2 separate regions of the Mus musculus genome follow, and region 2 is linked to region 1. A link is a loop called in an ENCODE intact Hi-C map of the cell type or tissue named here. Cell type or tissue: gastrocnemius. All regions are shown on one strand.

Region 1 (5,000 bases):
AATCCATGCTTGACCTGAACTCATGAATACTTCCACCCTACCTCCTAGAGCTGAGATTACAGGTGTGAGTCACCACACCAGGCTGGATAACACTCACTGAGATTTCTATGTGCCAGGAACTACATGAACTTCCCTATTTGACCTTCACTACATTTCTAGGAGGCAGCACTATCATTACCTTAGATTATGATCATGAAAACTAGCACAATGGTTTGCCCAAGTCACTCCACTATCAGGTTGTGGGGAAGATAAGGGGACCAGATAGCCTTATTCCAGAGTCAATCCCTGGAACAGCCTAAAAGTCCTCATGGATAAAGTTAACTTCCCTTCCTCTAAGATATCTTATCCACTATGTGCTCATCTTGGAGAACTGTACCTGCAAGACACCCTTCCAGGGGAACAAGTGACCTGAATCAGAACTACCAGTGAGTGGTGACCTCTCTCTGGGTCACTGTGCAGCTTTTCACCCAGAGAAATCTGAGGCCTACTAAGCCATCTAAAGAACTTTTAGGATTTAGTTGTAATAGCTGCCATGGCTGTTTGCATGCCCATATAGACTGACAGTTCAATACTATACAATGTAGATTCCAAGAAAAGCTAAGTCCAGAAAACCAGTTGACCACTTAGCTCGGTAACTGGTACCCAAAGAGTGTACCTCTAAGTGGGTACAACTTTCAAATACAGTTGTTGACTGGGGGAGGCACAAATCACCGAAGAACATGGGGCCCAGCTTGTCCTGTAGCTAAAGCTTCAGAGGTACATTCTCAGTTAAGGTTACCTGTTTAAAAGACAGTATTTATTTGGGGGCATTATATATGTCTGTTTTGCATTTACCTTCATTTTTTTCCATTAGTTTTTTTTTTTTTTTAAGTACTGAACACCAGGCTAAATCCATCAGAAAATCTGGTATTGAATCTTGGATCGAGTTGGATTTTCTTTGTATTTTTTCTGCAAGTCACCTTTCTTTGGTGTCCTTATTCACAAAGCTGGGATTTAATATATGTTTTGTGATGAGCTACAAGGAGTCTTAAGAGATCCTGGCATGGTAGAATGCTTTAATTTTATATCCACTGTATGCCATTATTCATAAGACTATGCAAGGCTACTGATTGAGTAAAAACTAGAACCTATACTTTTGGGAGCCCAGGGTAATATTCAACTATTCATGAACTACACCTATTACCTATGCACTGAGATTTTTATAAGCACCAAGAGATGAAGCAATGGCTAGAAATACCACCAACCAATGAGGCCTGATGCCAAGGAACACATCTATGCCCAAAGTGAGAAGCCTACCAGGATGCCAAGCCTAACACAAGAAAAATGTCTGGATTCCATTAAAAATGAAACTGAGGTCACGGAGATGGACTAGCAGGTAAGAGCAACAGGTATACAAACCTAATGGCCTCAGTCCAATCCCCAGATCGTTCAACATTTCAGAGAGAGAGGTAGATGTTCTCTAACCTTCACATGCTTGAATTTGCACATATGCGTGCGCGCATGCGCATGCATACACACACACACACACACACACACACACACACACACACACACACACAAATAGTAAACATAATGTTGACCTACAACTCTTAGAAGCCTGCCCTCACCTTAACTTCCTTAACCATGCCTGGCTACTGAATTTTCTACTTAAAGTAAACCTCACCTTCTATTTAAAGTAAACCTTACCACAGAGAAACAGATTTTGAACTGATAATCAGCCTGGTTCATTAGCGTTCTCAGCTTCCCACTTAGGGAACTGAGCAGGTACTCGGAGCAGTCCTGGAGTGAGCAGAGATCAAAGTTTTCATGACAATGAAAATGGAGATAAACTGAGCAAGGTTACATTAATAAACTGCTTGTATCACGTGACAATTTTCTGTGAAAATCCAAAGCTGTGTAAAAAGCTCCTCACAGTTCACAGTGATGATGAGAGCTGGAGAATTTTATGGCTAGTTAGTCAGGGGCATTACACCTAAACATTTGCAGTCCAACGCATACACCCATAAGAAACGCCAGGTTTAGGAGCAGTATTTGCAATCCAACCCATGTAAGAAATGGCAGAAGAAGCAGCACTATTTTATTAGTTGATACAAAATATCAGGCATGCACTATCATAACCTATGCGGAATATTTTTTTAAAGTTTAAAATGGATTATTTTAAAGAAAAAATGTAAACATGTATCGTTTTTGCTTCCACTGGAAACTATCAATAAAATTTTAAAAAGAAGCATTTGAATTAAACCCTGAAGAGAAATTTTATTATTTGCTTTTAAGAGAATGTATTCATCATTTTTCCTCAGGTAGATGGCATGGTTACCTGTTCCCCGCTGAGCTTTCTGTTAAGTGAACATCAAGTTGCTGGTGACTGAGTGCTAGAAGAACCTGGCTGCAGCCACGGCCACACTGCACACACGGTCTTCCCTCGAACATGCTCAGGAGGAACTGCCATCACACAATTGTGCCAGGCACAGGTGCTCGACACAAGCGCCCTGAAGGTCAACAGGTCCTGTCATCTCAGGAAGGCCTTCAGACACACAGGTTTCCTTTTATTATCGTTCTTTTTACAAAAAAAGAAAAGTTTCTTGAAAAAGAAACGTTCTCAGGACTTAATATCTATTTTATAAACAATTATATAATCTTGTTTTTTTTAAGACAGTGAGGGAATGTGGTTTTTGGTTGTTGCTGTTAGACATTTATAAATACTGGCGACACCTACCGGCAGAAAATATATATTTCTGTTCAGTCGCCTTTTGTGCTAATGAAACTTGCCCTGAAACCCACTTAAGTTTCTTTTTCCAATCTAGCCTATCTTCATTATTGGGAAGTGATTTATAGCTGACCAACAAAGTCGGAGCCATCAAGTTGTGTAAAGTGTACTTTGATTATGGTAAAGACAATTATATTAATAAAACTCAATGGTGATCCCTGAAAAATACCAATATTCCCCAAAAGCACTCACCTCCCATCCTTGTTTTTACATAATTACATCCCCACAAAGGGAAAATAAGATATACTTTATTTTGTGGATCCTATTAGTAGTGAGGAAAATTAGCATAACTGTTCCTGAAATGCTACAGCACATATATATCTACAGACTATGACTAACAAGGGAAGAAGGAATAAGCAGACAGGTTCACTCAAGCCTTTACCACAGGACCCCAAAACTCAAGACAAAAAGATGAAAAAAAAAAAAAAAGCCTGGTCAGAATTCCCAGCGATTTTCACTCTTATCTTCTCTGGCCCACTTTAATGTATTAACCAAACCAGGTATGCTTTATCTCCTCCCAGGAGTTGGAGAAGCCACCAGTCCCATTGCTACTGAAAACTCATATCCATTCTAGGCTCTATCAACCTGAACTCCATGACGGTACCAAACAGATGAGAGCCCACTACACTTCCACAGCTGCTGAGACTACAAACTCTACAAATATTCAACTAGCTACGGAAAGGCCAGAGGCTTATCTTGTGCTCAGCAAACAAAAAGGAGGATCTAACCAGAATCTGGTGGAGTCCTGTTGAAGGGAGGCAATCTTGTTGGAGGAAATGGATCTCTGATGCTACCAACCCCCAAAACACACCTATACAGAATTCAGAGCGTCAAGGGCACACACCAAGCAGACCTACATGTGTTGTGTAGGTGGAATCAACAGTGCTGTGACAAGGCGGGACACACACCTGCCTCCAGCGTCACTGCCCACCCCGAGTCTCTCAGAGTGAGGCAGAGGAAAGTGGAGAACGAACACACACACACACACACACACACACACACACACACACACACACAGACACAGACACAGACAGACGACATGATGAGCTGGTCCTACGGACTCCACCACAGCAAAACTGGAGTCTGATAAGACAATTAACTGTCTTCTCTAAAACCTTGAAAAAGAATGAGAATCGTCTTCTCCCCCAACTGAACCTAACCAACTTCTAAGGGCAGTCAGCAATTTGCCAGAGACAGGACACATGGGGGTGGGAGAGGAAAGCCTAAGAAAGCCAAACTGAGAGGACTCCCTGGATTACCCAAGGGCACTGCCCCTCTCCCCGCGCCCAAGTTCCCAGAATGGGAACTGTTTCTAGCATTTCAAGTCAGCTTCCCATTCACCAACGTTTTAGCTCGTTTTCAGCAGTCATGAAGGAGAGCCTCAATTACTCATTTAGCTCAGACCCAAAATGAACGACACCCTTCCCCCAACCTCCTTTATTGGTTACTTGTGACAAGTAAAGGTGCCCTGTCCCGCCCTTGCTCTCAAACAGCTACAAAACCAAGTGTGTCTGGTGAAATGTCTGAACCGGTCCCCAAGAACTTAGCTCTCTTAACCCCGGCCGGGGACGGGGAGACATTGCTTTACGAGGCTCTCTCTCGACACCCGGGCCTTCCTAACAGGGCAGCGGGTAGGTAGGTGCCTTTGCAGGCTCTAGACAGAGACTGGGGTTCGGTCTGCCAGTCGCTCGGAAGGAAAGAAGCAGCATCAAAGATCTGCGGTTCCCGAGCTCAGGGAGCAGGGCAGCGATAGAGGACCCACAGAGAAGGCGTGAGAGGGAACACTTGAAGGGGCGATCTGGAGAAGCGCAGCACGTGGGGGAGACGGAGAGAAAGCGAGCGGTACACAGGGTGAGGTGGCAGAGAAGCCCGGAGGTGCAGGTGTGTGGAGGGCGCGTCCTACCTCGTCCTTGGCCACCCCGCTGCCCAGGGGCGCCTCCAAGCTGCAGTTTGCCCTCTTGACAGTGAGGTAGAAGGGGTAATCCTTGGCCACCATGGCGGCTGCCGGGCCTGCCCTTTGAGATGTCACCGCTAATTTCAGGCGACAACAAAAATCCCGGGTAAAAGAGGGCCCGAGCTCCACGATGCAGGCGACGGCGATGCGAACACCTACAGCTGCTTCTTGCAGAGTGGACCTGACGCCTAAGCTCCACCGGGAAGGGCGGGGCCGCTTTAAGCCATGCCCACTGAGGGAGGGCGGGTAGGCGGGACTAGAGAGGCCCACCCCGCCCTC
Region 2 (5,000 bases), 150 kb after region 1:
TGTGTAGATCTTGTCTGCTGGACCTAGGATCTGAAGACCTGAAAGAATGGGGCAGACTGCAGTCTAGTTCTGCAGACAGTCCGATTTCCATTTCAATGTACATTCATAGACAACTGTCACTATGAAAGCAATGATCTAAGGAAGGTTGTTTGAGTTCAGAAAAACACGTAAATAAATGCCAGTAAGCACATACTAAATATTAACAGAGTAGCCCTTTCCCAGAACTTTCTCAGGAGAGTCCAATTTAAACACAATTGCCTGGCACACATAATAGATTATATCTGGGAGGGCACAAACGCCAAGCAGAAGGCTGTATCCAGATTCGGGGTACATGGACCAGTTTGGGTTCTGTGGCTACGCTCTGACATCCAACAAGAATAAACATGTCTTATAAACTGAATGTCAATGTTTGTCACAGGAGGCATAGAGTCACATCCAAGAACCATCCAGGGAACAAAATGCACTTGAGGTAAAAGGCCCTCTGTCCTTTTTTCTGGAGCCTCTGTCACAGTTCCCCAAGGCATAGCTCCCCATGGGTCATTCTTTTGACAGTGTCTAACAAGTTACCAACTCTGTAAAACTGGAGATAAGCCCAAACTGCTGGAAGCTGACATCAACATTTCTTTTTTTCCTTGCTGTGAGCCTGGATTGAATTTCATTTCATTAATTAACCTATTTTCCCCCCACTGGAGTTTGTTTCATTTGTTTTGGGACAGGGTCTTACTCTGTAGCTCGGGGTTGGCTGAAAACTCATGGTAATTTTGTATAGCTTTCCCGAGTGCTAGCGTTGTAGATGTGAAACAGTACATCTGGCTTAACTTCCTTTATTTCTATTTATCTAGTTAGTTGTTTTGGCTTTGTGATTTGTTTTGTTTCTTAAGAGGCAGGGTCTCATGTAGCCGGGGCTGACCTCAAACTCACTACGCAGCCAAGGACCGTCTTAAATTTTTGGTCCTCCTGCTAAGGTTGCAGGTGTGCACAGACACCCCCACTTTTTATGCAAGGCCAGAGCTAGAGGCAGGGCTGTGGGCATGCAAGCAAGCACCCACCAACTGAGCTGCAGCTGAGGGCCATGAAAGAAAATGAAAGGGAAATGCAACAGTTACAGAAATCATAACCTGAAAAATGCCAAGTAAAGACAGACATGAAATCCTCGGAGAAAGCAGGTGATGTTTAAGAGACTCTAAGTACCTACTGATGCTGTTTTTCTAAATGACCCTGTTGTCAAACTCCCTTCTAAACATCTGTGTTCAGATCCATAGTCTGGTGCTGTGTCCACCCAGCCTTGGTCAGGGAAGGTTCTTGTTGCAGTGGGCGGTGGTTTCTGCAGAGATGCATTTCTGCTGAAAGTGTGAAAAACGGCTGTGAGCGGTCAACCGTAGATGAGAGCACCTCTATCAGAGCCTGTCCTGGAAGCTTAAGGGGCTGAAGAGGGAGCAGAAAGGACATAAGAGTCAAAGGACAGGGAGGAGAGCCATGAACTGCTGTCCCCTGGTCATGGTGTAGCTTCTGCTCACACAACTCTGCAGCAGCTATGGTACCCTGCACAAGATAAAGTCCATCCAAAATTCCATCATGGAGGACAGGGTCATGTATAGGGGGTTCTCCCAGGGCTCTGCCCCAGCTGAGGCACATTGGCAGTTCATGATTGCTAGAGGAGGGAGAGCCACTTTTCTTTAGAAGCCTGGCCACTGATAGATTTCCCACACCCCAGTACTCATGTGCTTATAGGTAGTGTTAATCAGACTCAGTGGGTTAAATAAATAAACAAACAAATAAATAAATTTAAAAGGAGGGCATGAATTGGGAGGGAGATGAGATGCAGGTCCCCATGGGAGTTTTTGGAGGATGGATTTGATTAGGATGTACCCCAGGTAATTGATGTTGTGACTCTAGGCAACTTCTGTGAGTACTACTACTACTACTACTACTACTACTACAACACACACACACACACACACACACACACACTCCTGTCTGATTCTTGTGCTCTAAGAAGGAATGTTGGAGAATTCACTCCCTTCAAGACTTGGCTGGGCAGACCTGGGTGTTATGATACTAACACAGTCACTGTAGCTTTAATGGGGTGAGGCCCCTCCTGGAGAACACAAAGTTCCACTGGAAATAGCTAGAAGTGAATCTTTTCTAGGGCTAAGGGTTGGAGAGAACAGGGCTCCTACCTCTACAAGGACAAAGCTAAGAAGTCGCACAGAGTGTGGGTGCACAGTCCCCTCTGGTGGCCGTCATCAGAAATGCAGGGAGGAGCCTCGCCCCTCTATAAGGGCTCAGCAGCCAGTCTAAACAGTATATCCAGACTAAGCCCTTTCAAAAACTGGAATTGAGATCTGGCAAGACAAGTGAGTAAAGACACCTGACCCTGACAACCTGAGTCAGATCCCTAAGACACATAAGGTACAAAGAAAGACGTGACTCTCAAAAGCTGTCCTCTGATACAGACACACACACACACACACACACACACACACACACACAAAACGTGTTCTAAATGTTTAAGTAAACAAAATAAAACAGGAACTGAAAATTAAAAGATTTCATTTCTCAACAGAACTGATAGGAAAAGGTTATATTTGGACTTTCCTTACTTAGGGAGTTTTCTTGCTGCTGCTGCTCTTGTTTTCTGGAGCACTTGAATGTCGTCTACAGATGCCCCCGTGAGTGCTGAAGCACCAGATGTATCGAAGGATGCAGCAAGCTGCCTGAGTTCTCTAAGTGTCCAAAGGCCCAGAGTGTCCCAACACCATCTTAAGAGACTGTCCTCATGGCTACTAAACTCTAAACTTTACAAACCATACCCTAAATACAATCTGCTATTTCCTTCCAGAAAACCCCAGCAGGTCTGGGCCAGGAACAGTGGCTAATGGCAGAGAGGACAAGACAATGTAGGGTCAGACTCAGTAGATCCTGGCTGGCCTGTTCTGGAGTCTTCCAGTATTTGAGTGAACTTGGGCACAGTCTTCAGGCAGCTAAAGAACCAGAGCTGAAGACTGCTGCTGCGTATAAACGGTGTCTTGGGTTATTGTTGGAGAGTCACAGTACAGGGTACAAAGACTGCCCACTGCTGATGTGCACTTCAAATCTCCAAATACAACAGAGCCACGGACTTTGGTGTTTTTATAGATAAGGAAATCAGGGCTGAGAGAGGGCCTGTCCCTTACTAAGGGTCCCTCAGCTCAGTGAATCCCAAGTACATCTTGCTGACTCCACAGCTCTGCTCTGGGATGCTCAGGGCAGAGGGCGGAGGCTGTAAAGAGGGCTATCAAGGGCAAGATGGCCCTGGAGCCCAGCTCACATGACAGAGCAACATGTAGGCAGTGCCAGAAACAACAGTTCCTTTCCTTCCCTGCTCTCTGCCCTAATCACGGAGCTCCCCCTCGCTCTTAAGCCCCACTTCCTGCTTGATAACCCCATTCTGATTGCTGGATTTCCACACGGTGATAGCTGCCCTTCTGCACACAGCCAGTCCTGACCCCAAATCCGCAGATGTGATGGCTGGGTCTGCACTTCCTCATAGAAAGTTTTTCCTGGAATTACACCCTAGCCATTAATACTTAGGGGCTCAGCCTTTTCTCCATTCCCACAGGAAACAGTCACCAGCCCCCAGGTTGTGCCAGGCACTGTACTGGGCACTCAGGATATAAAGCCTCTTAGAAAACTACCCAAAGCTAGAAACTAAAACAGAACTTTAGTCATCTATAGCATGAACCAGCTTACAGGGAAGGGAACCGCAGTTAGCATGTCAACTTCTAGAATCACCTGGGAAGAAGGTCTCAGTGAGAGACTTAGATGAGGCTAGCCTCCCTGTGGGAGATTATCTTGATCGTCTTAAATGAGATGGGAAGACCTGCCCACTGTGGGTGGCACTATTCCCTAGGTGGGGAATTCAAGCTGAGCATAGGCATGTATGCAGTAATTCACTGCCCTCTGTTTGACTGCGGATGGAACATGACCAGTGTGCTCCAAGTATCTACCACCTTAACATCCCTACAATAATGGCCAGAACTTAGAACTGGGAGCCAAATAAACCCTCCCTCCCTCCCTTCCTTTAAGGTGTGGTTGTCAGTGTTATATCATAGCAACAGGAAACAACACTAAGATTAACTTTACTTGATTCATTGTTTGCTTTTGGTTTGTTCCCAGACTCTGCACAGTTAGGCTATCAACTTACAAAGCATAGACACACAGCAAAATAATTTTTCAGGCCTAGCCTCAAAGGTCAGTTTTACTGTCCTAAATGAACTAGCATGGTTTATATCCAAGTTTGTATTTAATATAGTCTTCCCTTTTCTGTAGTATCTTCTGGTATTATATATGTATGTATATTTTTATATATGATACAAACATACATAAATTTGTGTATGTGTGTGTGTGTGTGTATATATATGTCTGTGCGTGTCTGTGTATCTGTGTTCATTCCTTGGTCATCCTTAAAATAAGATTCTCATCCTCACCCTGTTACTTTTTGCTGAGTTAAACAAATTTTTTACCTGGGTTAAATGTATATATTTGGTCAACAGACCAAATAAAATGAATCTTCACATGACACGATTGAAATGTAAAGTACTTCAGGCATGGAGAGAGGCACCCCAGCCTGATACGGCATGTGCAAACATCCTGTGGCAGCGAGTGGGACATGCTGGAGAGAAGGTTGGGTCATGTGAACTTGAACACCTATAACCAGGGTCTTTACAGCAGCTTCTGTGCCAATACCACACCATGATTATAGAGTCAAGTACCCCCATCTGCCCCAGCCACATTCAGCAGCCGTGTCCTACCAAACAGATTCGGCCTCACGGGGTAGGGTAAAGACTGTGGCACTCAGATAATGAGGCTGTAATTCCATGCCAACCAATGACAAGGAAAGGCGTGGTAAGCAGGCAATATAACCAGGATTCTGTCAGGAAAAGAGGAACTCACCGGTTCTGGTATGTGCGTGGTTCTATGATGGACCCTGACCCGAAGAGAGTTAACCAAAAGAGTTA

What was found. A loop is a pair of places that touch in the nucleus more often than their neighbours do. Peaks named below come from ENCODE experiments on the same cell type or tissue, not always from the same donor. Only the 100,000 strongest peaks of a DNase experiment are listed, where the experiment ranks them.
Region 2: it touches region 1 in a loop (3-fold over the local background); 22 of 42 quality-filtered maps call a loop at or near these places.

The regions. Positions count from the first base shown.
Region 1 is chr14:27,335,940-27,340,939 of GRCm38, reverse strand. It overlaps Arhgef3 (Rho guanine nucleotide exchange factor (GEF) 3), which reads right to left and starts at 4,903. Exons shown (of 10, transcript NM_001289687.1): 1 at 4,671-4,903. The coding sequence starts at 4,763. In gastrocnemius, a CTCF peak has its summit at 2,715 (motif pointing left); DNase peaks (open chromatin) are centred at 2,716 and 4,942; H3K4me3 peaks cover 3,307 bases; H3K27ac peaks cover 3,369 bases.
Region 2 is chr14:27,184,452-27,189,451 of GRCm38, reverse strand. It overlaps a transcript of Arhgef3 not described here. Among named protein-coding and RNA genes, the nearest start is that of Gm34848, 79 kb to the left of the region's middle. In gastrocnemius, a CTCF peak has its summit at 2,241 (motif pointing left); a DNase peak (open chromatin) is centred at 2,235; H3K27ac peaks cover 2,243 bases.